Linked DNA regions of Homo sapiens: region 2 is linked to region 1. Evidence: chromatin contacts called from ENCODE Hi-C or POLR2A ChIA-PET data. All regions are on one chromosome and are shown on one strand. The core of a region is the stretch at or near the end of the contact, and the rest is flanking DNA. Distances in the headings are between cores, read along the strand shown.

Region 1 (4,106 bases), core at 528-3,027:
AGACAGAAGGGTGAGAACATCAGGCTGGAAGTTTGTGTGTGTGTCCTTCTCTGCCAAGGCACTTGCCAGTGGGAGGGAGAGTGGTGAGGGGTGTGGCGGGCAGTGGAGGGTACAACCCTGCAGCATTCAGCAGAACTCCACCTGGCAGGTACTCAGCACCCTTCCACAGAGCCGGCCCAGCCAGGCCCAGCCCCCTTTCCTCTCTCTCCCGTGCCTCAGTGGCTCTTCCTGGCTTCACCTCTCACTCTGGGAACTCTGAACGGCAGGATGGCAATCTCCATTCCCCAGCGAGGGCCTGCTGCCCGCTGCTGGTGTGACCTCTCCTTGTGGCCAAATCCCTAGTGGGCCTCAGCGTGGCCCCTTTGGAGCATTGTGGGTCAGGGCTGTCTGTTTAGCTTCAGGAGCCTGGGCCAGCCACTGAAGCCTCAGACCTCAATCTCCTCATCCATGAAATGGGTGAGCACCTGCTCTGCCTACTTCAGAACACCAAAGAATAAATCCTGGGAGTTTTCAAGGGGAAGGCAGAGTGTGGGGAGCCATGTGTCAAAACAGGGGAACAACACATGTGAATTGTTCAGTGCCTTTCCTGCCCCCACCAGCCTCTCCCTGTGCAGTCTCCAACACCAGCCATTTCACTAGAGCATCCGGGGAGGGAGCACAGCGTGTCTGGCCAAGATAAAATGAAAGGAAAAAAGAAAAACCCTTTCGGGTCTACATTAGCATAAAAATGCAAGCCCTTTACATCTCTTGGTTTTGGGGCTCTGAGAGTTGGCCACTCCTTGGGAGGTTAAATGTGTCCTAATAGAGGGGTCCAGAGGCGTGCGTCCATTCCTGTGGGTCAGGGATGAACACACTTCCTGGTGCTCGGCGCTAGACAGAGACCAGTGGTTGTTCTGGCATTTGCGAAAGCCCAAAACTCTGAAAGTGGGGCTGGAATCACACCTGCCTGGCACTGTCTGCCAGCATCGTGGTGAGGTCCTTAAGGAGAAGCTCCTTTTGTTTCAGGGGCTCTGTAGGACCCAGGTTTAAACAGGTCTTTGCCACCTGTGTAGCAACTGAGGTGGGTCAGATGGGCCCAGGTATGAAAGAATAACAACAAAGACAATTTATAGCAGTTTCTGTGCCGGCCACTGTGCGAAGCCCTTTCTACACACTGTACATTGCATCTTCCCCAAACCCCAGGGGTTTGGTGCTATTATTGTCCTCGTTCTACAGATAGAGAAGTAGAGGCTCAAGAGGCCAAGAAAGTAGATCAAGGGCACCCCCCTGCCCCCACTGCAAGCAGCAGGGATTTGAACTGGAGGCCTCCGTCTCCAGAACCTGCTCATCCAAACATAGCTTGCATCATCCTATGGGGAGGGGCCAAGAGAGGAACCGTATCACCCGGGGATGGGGCGGGGTGGGAGTAGAGGCCCCAGGAGTCCTTGTTTAGATGGGGAGGGATGGAGTGCTGGTTGGAGGAACTCCACCCCTCTTTCCCAGCCAGGCCAGACCTGTGGACCACAGGAGATCACCCATCCCAGTTTGTCCAGTTTGAGCCCTGAAAGTCCCATGTCCCTGTTTTCCTGGGACTGTGGGTCACTGTACCTGTGGTTTGAGTCACCCCTGGACCAGCTGCAGAGAATGAATGGCTGAGTGGTCTGATGGGAGCTGTTTTAGGACACAGCTTGGGAGGCCTTTTCAATTACATTAGCCTCTGGCAACGCTAGAGGGAGATGCTAGCCCCGCCCTTCCTCCCCTCCTCTTCTTCCTGTGGCTCCCTGGCCGATATGATTCAGCAGCAAGTCGGAAGCAGGCTAGACTGTGACCTACCAGGAGTGGAGTCACCGGCAGGGTGGGGGCTGTCAGCACCAGCTCAGGGCAAGACTTGGAGCAAGGACGGAGTGTGGATTGGAGAAGGGGACTGATGGGAAGAGGGGGGGTTCTTGAGTTGTTAGGGAACTGAGCCCCAGCAGAGGGCCCTGCTGTCCTGCCAGACTGGAACTGGTTATAGGGCAGTGGGAAGTGGTCATGGTGTGAAGGGGGATCCCTGCCTTTGCGTCTTGCCCTCGTATGTGAGGGATGGGAGAGTCCCAGCCACTGGATACCTAAACTGCTTATCACCCTATTCAGCAGCTAAAAATATGAAATGGCTTTGCTAAAGGATGCCCAACTGGAAACTTCCAGAAGGTCTCCTATTAGGGCAGCGCCTGCTCGGGCAGGCCAGACACCCTGAAGGATTCAGGATTCCTCTTCGTTCCCACCATTCAGTCACAGCCTGGTGACCCCCACTGCCAGGACCTCAGCCTCCACCCCATTAACCCCATGTGCTGATCAGGCCCTCTGGGCTCTGCCTTCTACTCCTGCATCCACTACTCCAGGAAGGGGTGGTAAGTGGGCATTTGTCTTGAGCCTCAGAGCAAGGCCTGGGTTTTCTGGTCCCCAGTCCTGGTCTCACCCACTCACTATGGCCTTGAGGAAGTTGTCCGGCTTCTCTAAGCTTTGGTCTTCTCACCTGCAAGAGGAGAGCCCACACCCCCTGCAGGGAGGGACCCGGAAGTCCTCGGTGGGGAGGACTCTGAACTCTGGCTGAAGGACAGGCAGGCCAAGAGATATTTTCTAGAGGCTCCTTCAGCACTACAAGCACGTTGTTCTTACTGAGCATAAATGTTTCTTAGGGGTGGCTGGAGGCCTGATGGAGATTATGCAACACTGGAGCAGCCTCAGAATCCCCAGGGGAGTTTGTTGGAGATGCAGACCATGCAGTAGGTTGGGGTGGGGCCCTGCATCTGAATTTTAACCACTTTCTAGATGATTCCATTGAATAGCAGGCTGAGAATCACCAACCAGGGCCTGGCACAAAGGAGGCCCTCCAAGCATGTGAGTTTTGTGTCTTCCCCACTCTTTTTTTTTTTTTTTTCTTTTTGAGACAGAGTCTCACTTGTCACTCAGGCTGGAGTGCAGTGGCACCACCACAGCCCACTGCAGTCTTGACCTCCTGGGCTTCAAGCAATCCTCCCACCTCAGCCTCCCTTGTGGCTGGGAGTACAAGTGCTTGCTACCATGCCTAGCTAATTTATTTTTGGTAGAGATAGGGGGTCTCACTATGTTGCCTAGGCTGGTCTCAAACTCCCTGTCTCATAGGAACAGCCTGGGTAGCCTCAACCTGCTCAGAGCTGGAGAAGGCAGCCATTCCTGTGAGGCAGCCACCCCTGCCTGGGCTACTGGCAGCCAGGGGGATGGTCAGTGGGCCATCAGTCCTGGGCTTCTCCTGCCAGGACCAGCAGGAAAATTGTGGGACAGCAGAGGGTAGCTCCTCAGTGCCCTCACTCCCTGCCCTTCCCCAGTAGCCCTCAGTGAAAAGGCCTGAAAAGCTAATTTCCTCCTTGGGAGTGGAAAGTCTTCTGGGCAGGACACAGCTACGATCTAATACTCTCCTCCTCCTCTCAGGAATTCCCTGCACAGTTGAGCTTTTGGGGGGCACAGCTAGGACTCAGTCTCTGCCCAGTCTTCCTTCTGCAAGGGGGGCAAGCATGCCTTTGTTAAGGCCTTCCCTGGACTGACTGGTGGGAGCCAGGGGAGGGGGCAAATGGAAGCTCTCCCACCTTTCTGTAGTCCCTTTCCAAGGCAACGGTTTCCCAGATTCTCCTCCACACCATCCACGCTGCAGTTTTTATTCCTTCCAGTGGGCTTATAAACCACAGCCCTTCCCCAGATTGGGCAACCTTCGGCAATGGCTGAACCTCTGTTTCCTAATCTATAAAATGGATTAGGATGATAGGACCTTCCTCTTAGTGTGGGTGAGAGGATTGAAGGAGACATGGAATACCAAGGGGGTTCTCAAACAAGATGGGGAAGGAAGGGGAGAGAGTCAGAAATGCAGATTTCCTGGACCTTGCCCCCAGCATTCTGATTAAGTGGGTTCTAAGTTTTGGGAAAGGTCGATGCCTAGGAGAGGGGGAGCTCCCCACTCCTGGCTGTGCAGGCAAATCACCTTGGAGATTAATAAACACTCCAATGTTGGAGGGCACCCCTAGACCTCCTGGATTGGAATCTTGGGGAGCCTCCATGAGGATGACTCTGCTCCTTTCCCTGGGAGCCTGCTGCCTCTTCCTCCAAGAGAACCC
Region 2 (4,450 bases), core at 405-2,904, 640 kb before region 1:
AGGTGAAATCATCAGGTTAAAAGCAAAACAAATATAATAAATATTCCTTATATAAATATACATGGCTGGTTAGAAATTGCTGAAACAACTTTGCAGACGGGATGACAATCCCAGAGGGCATTCAAGCACTAACCTTGGCATTCCAGCACAACGCTGAACTCTTAGCCCAAGGATGACAAAGCTCAGCCCAGCGCTCTTACTTCACAGAAATTTCCCCCACCTGCTTTGCGGAGGGTGTGAGTAACCCACCGGACCAACTTCTAGACATTTTGGAAATACAGCTCTTTCAAGACCGTTTCCCCAGATCGCCCCCACCACCTCCAACACACATACTGGCCCCCAAAATTCTGCCATAACCTCTTACGTAAGGAAAGAATTTGAGCAGCAGTAGAAACTTGAAAACAAAAGTACCCTGGGCCAAGGGCCAGGGAGTCTATTTTTAGAACATTTTCTCATTGCCTGTTTATCTTTCAGACTCAGCCAAAAAGTCTTCCAGGCGAGTGTTAAAGGAAAAGACGAAAAAAAGGTGATCTAAGACCAAATAGCAGTAGCAATGGTGATCATTTTGGACACTGTGTTCCAATTTCCCCAATGTGCCTTCACTGGCATTTGGTGCCCCCAAAGCCGCTTAATGGAGAATTCATTCAAACCCTGCTCTGCCTTTTGTACTGATGGTAGGATTTGGGCAGGTCAAAGGGAAGACAATAGAAGTTATGGATTTCATAAACTATTAAGCTCGACCAGAACGCTGCTGCTGCTCCTCCAGGCCTCAGTTCTCTCGTTTCTAACATAGGGGTAGTAACACTTGATCTACCGTCACAACAGTAACCAGAAACTACCGCGCCTGTCCCGTACAGTATCCGGTCACTGTTCTCCTTTGTGCCCGGTTAATCCCGGAGAAAAGCAACCATGCATTTGATTATCATAAAAGTCGGGCGCGGTGGCTCACGCCTGTAATCCCAGGCGCTTCGGAAGGCCGAGAAGGGAGTTCGAGACCAGCCTGACCAACATGGAGAAACACCTTCTCTACTAAAAATACAAAATTAGCCGGGCGTGGTGGCACATGCCTGTAATCCCAGCTACTCGGGAGGCTGAGGCAGGAGAATCGCTCGAACCCGGGAGGCGGAGGTTGCGGTGAGCCGAGATAGCGCCACCATTGCACTCCAGCCTGGGCAACAAGAGCGAAACTCCTTCTCAAAAAAAAAAAAAAACGGTAGTAAGCTATTTTAATCCTTTCAAGCTGCAAAAGAGAAAAAGGCTGGCGTTTTGTCTAGAGTTATATTTTCCTCCAAGAGACTAAATAGGTGGCCCCAGGAATTCCGCCACTTGTAAAACGCGCCGCAGAAAACTCTCCCCGACTGGTAAGGACTTAACCCCTTCCGCTCCGCGGCTTAGGACGACTTTTAAGGGCGTCCTCCCCGCGCCCCTGTCCACTCGCTCCAGTTTACTCCACTGGCCTGATTCCGTCTCTCCCAGTCACTCTCCAGTTCTGCCGTGCCGGGGAAGTTTCTGGGGGCTCACTGGGAAGGTCTTCCCGGCGGATCCTGGGCCCAACCACCGAAACCCACACGGTCCTCCTTAAGGAGCTTCCGGGGCCGCGGGTAGAGGCGGGTGTTTTGTTCTTATAAGGAGGAAAAAGTTTTTGTGACATCCAGGAAATGAGTAACTCTGAAGTTCAGTAGAGCCGGCCGCTGCAGGCCAGAAGGTGGGAGCCAGCGGGGGCATCGCCGCCCGCGCCCCTCTAAGTGCCGGGCCGCAAGCTCCACCGCAGCCGCCTGCAAGCAGCGGCGCCTCGGCCCTCGACCTGCGCGCAAAGCCTGTGCTGGAGCCGTCCTCCCGCGGCGGGGACCGGGACCGGGGACCCAAGCCAATCGTAAGTCCCAGGGCAGCCTAGTGTGCTGAAGGAAGAAGGGCGCGATGGAGAGCGCGAGCTCGGAGGAGCTGTGTCGGAGATGGCTGCCGACAGAGGGGGCGCAGGAGGGTGTGGGGAGCGCGGGCGCCTGCTCCTCCCGGGTGGGGGCTGACTTTGGAGACCCCCTTCCCTTAAAGCGCGCGTGCCCAGGCGGGCGTATTGTCTCCTCGCGGTCCCGCATCCTGTTCCCGCCGCGTCGGGGGATGCGTCCCGGGCGCTCGCTCCAGCCAGGGCTGCGGGCAGCTCCTCCTCGAGGCGCGCGCAGCCTCGGAGCCCAGAGCGGGACCACATTTTTGTTCCTAGTGGCCAGGTGACCCGTTACTTCTCACATCTGAGCAGAGCGCTACCGAAGAAAGAAAAGCCGGTTCGCCCTGCTCATTTGCTGCCCCCTTTTCCCCTTCCCCTTCCCTCCCTTCCTGTAAGGGAGGAATAGGCGTGAAGTTTTTTTTTCTCGGTTCATGGTAGTGAAGTTATGGGGCTGCTTCAGGCCGGATAAAATCCCCGCCGCTTCCTCTTTCGGGACTATTAGTGGGCCAGACCTCACGCTGTGCAGACTTGCTCTTGGGCTGCAAATAACTCTCTGCCCCTTCACCCCTAACCCCACCCTCAACCCCATCCCTGTGACTTTGCCATTCTGGCCGCCTGGTGAAGACTCCCGGGGCGGGACTCCCCATCCAAAACGCTTTCTCTTAAAAAAAGAAAAAGAAAAAGAAAAAAAAAGCCACCGACCAGGAAGGTAAAATATTTTACGGAACCAGGCAGGGGCCTCATTTTGCCTTTTGCCCCTCTGCTGGTATGAGAAAAGCACCCTTTCACAACTAGTAGAGTACCAGATACTGGTCTCATTTCACAAACAGTAGAGTACCAGATATTGGTCGCAATCTGGACTCTGGTCTTTTGGATCTAAATCGGGGTCGCGGTCTATTTTCTTGTTCTTTTTTTGGATATGACCCAGTGCTCTTGCCTTTTACAAACCGAGTCTATCTGACTGCCAGCTAAAGTTCATCTGTGGTTGGTGCAGTTTTAGGCCCAGGTGAGCCCTGAAAATAGAGTATCAGAAAAGTGGATTACTGTCTTTCCTCCTTACGAAAACAGAATAGGCTGTGTTTTTGAGTCCTCCCTCCAGCCCTCGTGCCTAAGTGGCTTTCATTGTTTGCTAATTCCCTGTATGTTGCGGCTGCTCTGGGCCATTCTGCCTTCGGATTTTCTCCACTTGTGGGTAACCATGAAGTAGTTATACTGACTCTCTGCTCTCCCTGGGTGCATTCTTCTCATGCTCAGTAAATCTACATTTTACGTAAGATAAAGTAAGCATGTGAAATTATAGCTATCTGTTTGGCAACAAAAGGAATGCAGTTTTGTTTTCGGTTTTGTTTTTTGCATGACTGAGTTCCCAAGCTTAACTTTTCCCTTTGGCATCCTGAGCTTGGGGTCCTAAGGTTGTATTTTCCTTTCACAGCTATCAGCAGAGACAGGTAGCCATCAACAGTTAGGAAAGAGTCTGGGCTGGGTGGCTGCCTGTCTTCCCAGAGCTTTGGGAGGCTGAGGTGGGAGGATTGCTTGAACCCAGGAGTTCCAGGCTTAGAGCTGGGATCACTTGGTTGGGATCACTTGGTTGGAGCTAGGATCGTGCCACTGCACTCCATCCGGGTGACAGAGTTCAGACCCTGTCTTTAACCTACCCCCCAATGCCCCGCTGCCCCCCCCCCCCCAAAAAAAAATAACTGGGCAGGAGAAGGTGCTTTCAGAGTCCAAGACTCAGGTTCCATGTTTCGAGTTGAGAGTCTGCCCCAGTAGGGTTGAGGTGGCACGGCAGCCTGTGGGGCTTTAATGGAGAATCTGCTTGGAAGGGGTGGGTGCTCCAAGTGTTCTGGGAGCTGAGAAGCAGGACTTTATTATGGATGACACCAGGCCATCCTGGACCCTTCTCTCATCCAGTCTTGCTGGGGAGGGGTACAGAGCCAGGAGGATGCTGAGAACTGTTCATGATAACCTCCAGGGCTGCTGCTAGCCTATTCAGTCCTTCGCATGAATTAGAATAAGGTGCTCTGTCTTGGCAAGAGGATGGGGCTTGATGCCTCTTAGAAATACTGGCCTTACTTGAGTGGACATAGCCAAGCCATATAGCTGGATAAGTGGCATGTGAGCTGGATTTATCCTCACCCCTCAGCCAGGTGCCTTAAGCAGTACACTGCCTGGTCCACCATTCACACAGCAGCCCTGATAAACAACCACTATTGAGGGCTTAACATTCGCCAGGCTTTTTTTTTTTTTCCCCAAAAGTACTTAGCCTGTATTAACTCATTTAATCCTCACAGTAGCCGTATGAGTTAGGTATTGTTAACTCCATTTTACAGATGAGGAAACTGAGGCACAGGGATGTTAAGTGTTCCAGAGCCTGGAAGGTGAGTCTTAATCACTGGGCATTCATAGACCAAGAAGCAACTTAAGCTTAAAAAGCTAGTTTAATTGGGAACCCTCGTGGGAAAGGGGGAAGAACAGTTGCCTTTTTCTTTCTCTGTCAAAGGAGGAAATACC

The links. A loop is a pair of places that touch in the nucleus more often than their neighbours do. ChIA-PET counts read pairs that join two places held with the same protein, here RNA polymerase II (POLR2A). Pooled maps may share reads with other maps.
Region 2: a map of GM12878 shows a loop between it and region 1 (3-fold over the local background). The contact joins the promoter of ITPRIP here to the enhancer-like site in region 1. A Hi-C loop is called at or near these places in 1 of 168 maps with a recorded cell type or tissue (GM12878), 14 of 37 single-sample maps with no recorded cell type and 8 of 50 pooled maps. POLR2A ChIA-PET finds 5 or more read pairs at or near these places in 1 of 52 experiments (activated CD4-positive, alpha-beta T cell).

The regions. Positions count from the first base shown.
Region 1 is chr10:103,694,307-103,698,412 of GRCh38, reverse strand. All of the region lies in intron 5 of SH3PXD2A (SH3 and PX domains 2A), which reads left to right. Among named protein-coding and RNA genes, the nearest start is that of SH3PXD2A-AS1, 50 kb to the left of the region's middle. RefSeq lists a cis regulatory region at 1,770-1,780, enhancers at 1,703-1,847, 2,283-2,392, 1,957-2,703 and a silencer at 2,013-2,072. Within about 2 kb of position 1,777, at least 18 of the 41 ENCODE cell types and tissues checked have a DNase peak (open chromatin) inside an H3K27ac peak, as active enhancers do.
Region 2 is chr10:104,335,669-104,340,118 of GRCh38, reverse strand. It overlaps ITPRIP (inositol 1,4,5-trisphosphate receptor interacting protein), which reads left to right and starts at 1,654. Exons shown (of 2, transcript NM_001272013.2): 1 at 1,654-1,873. It also overlaps a transcript of CFAP58 not described here. RefSeq lists enhancers at 1-28, 2,777-2,976 and a cis regulatory region at 1-511.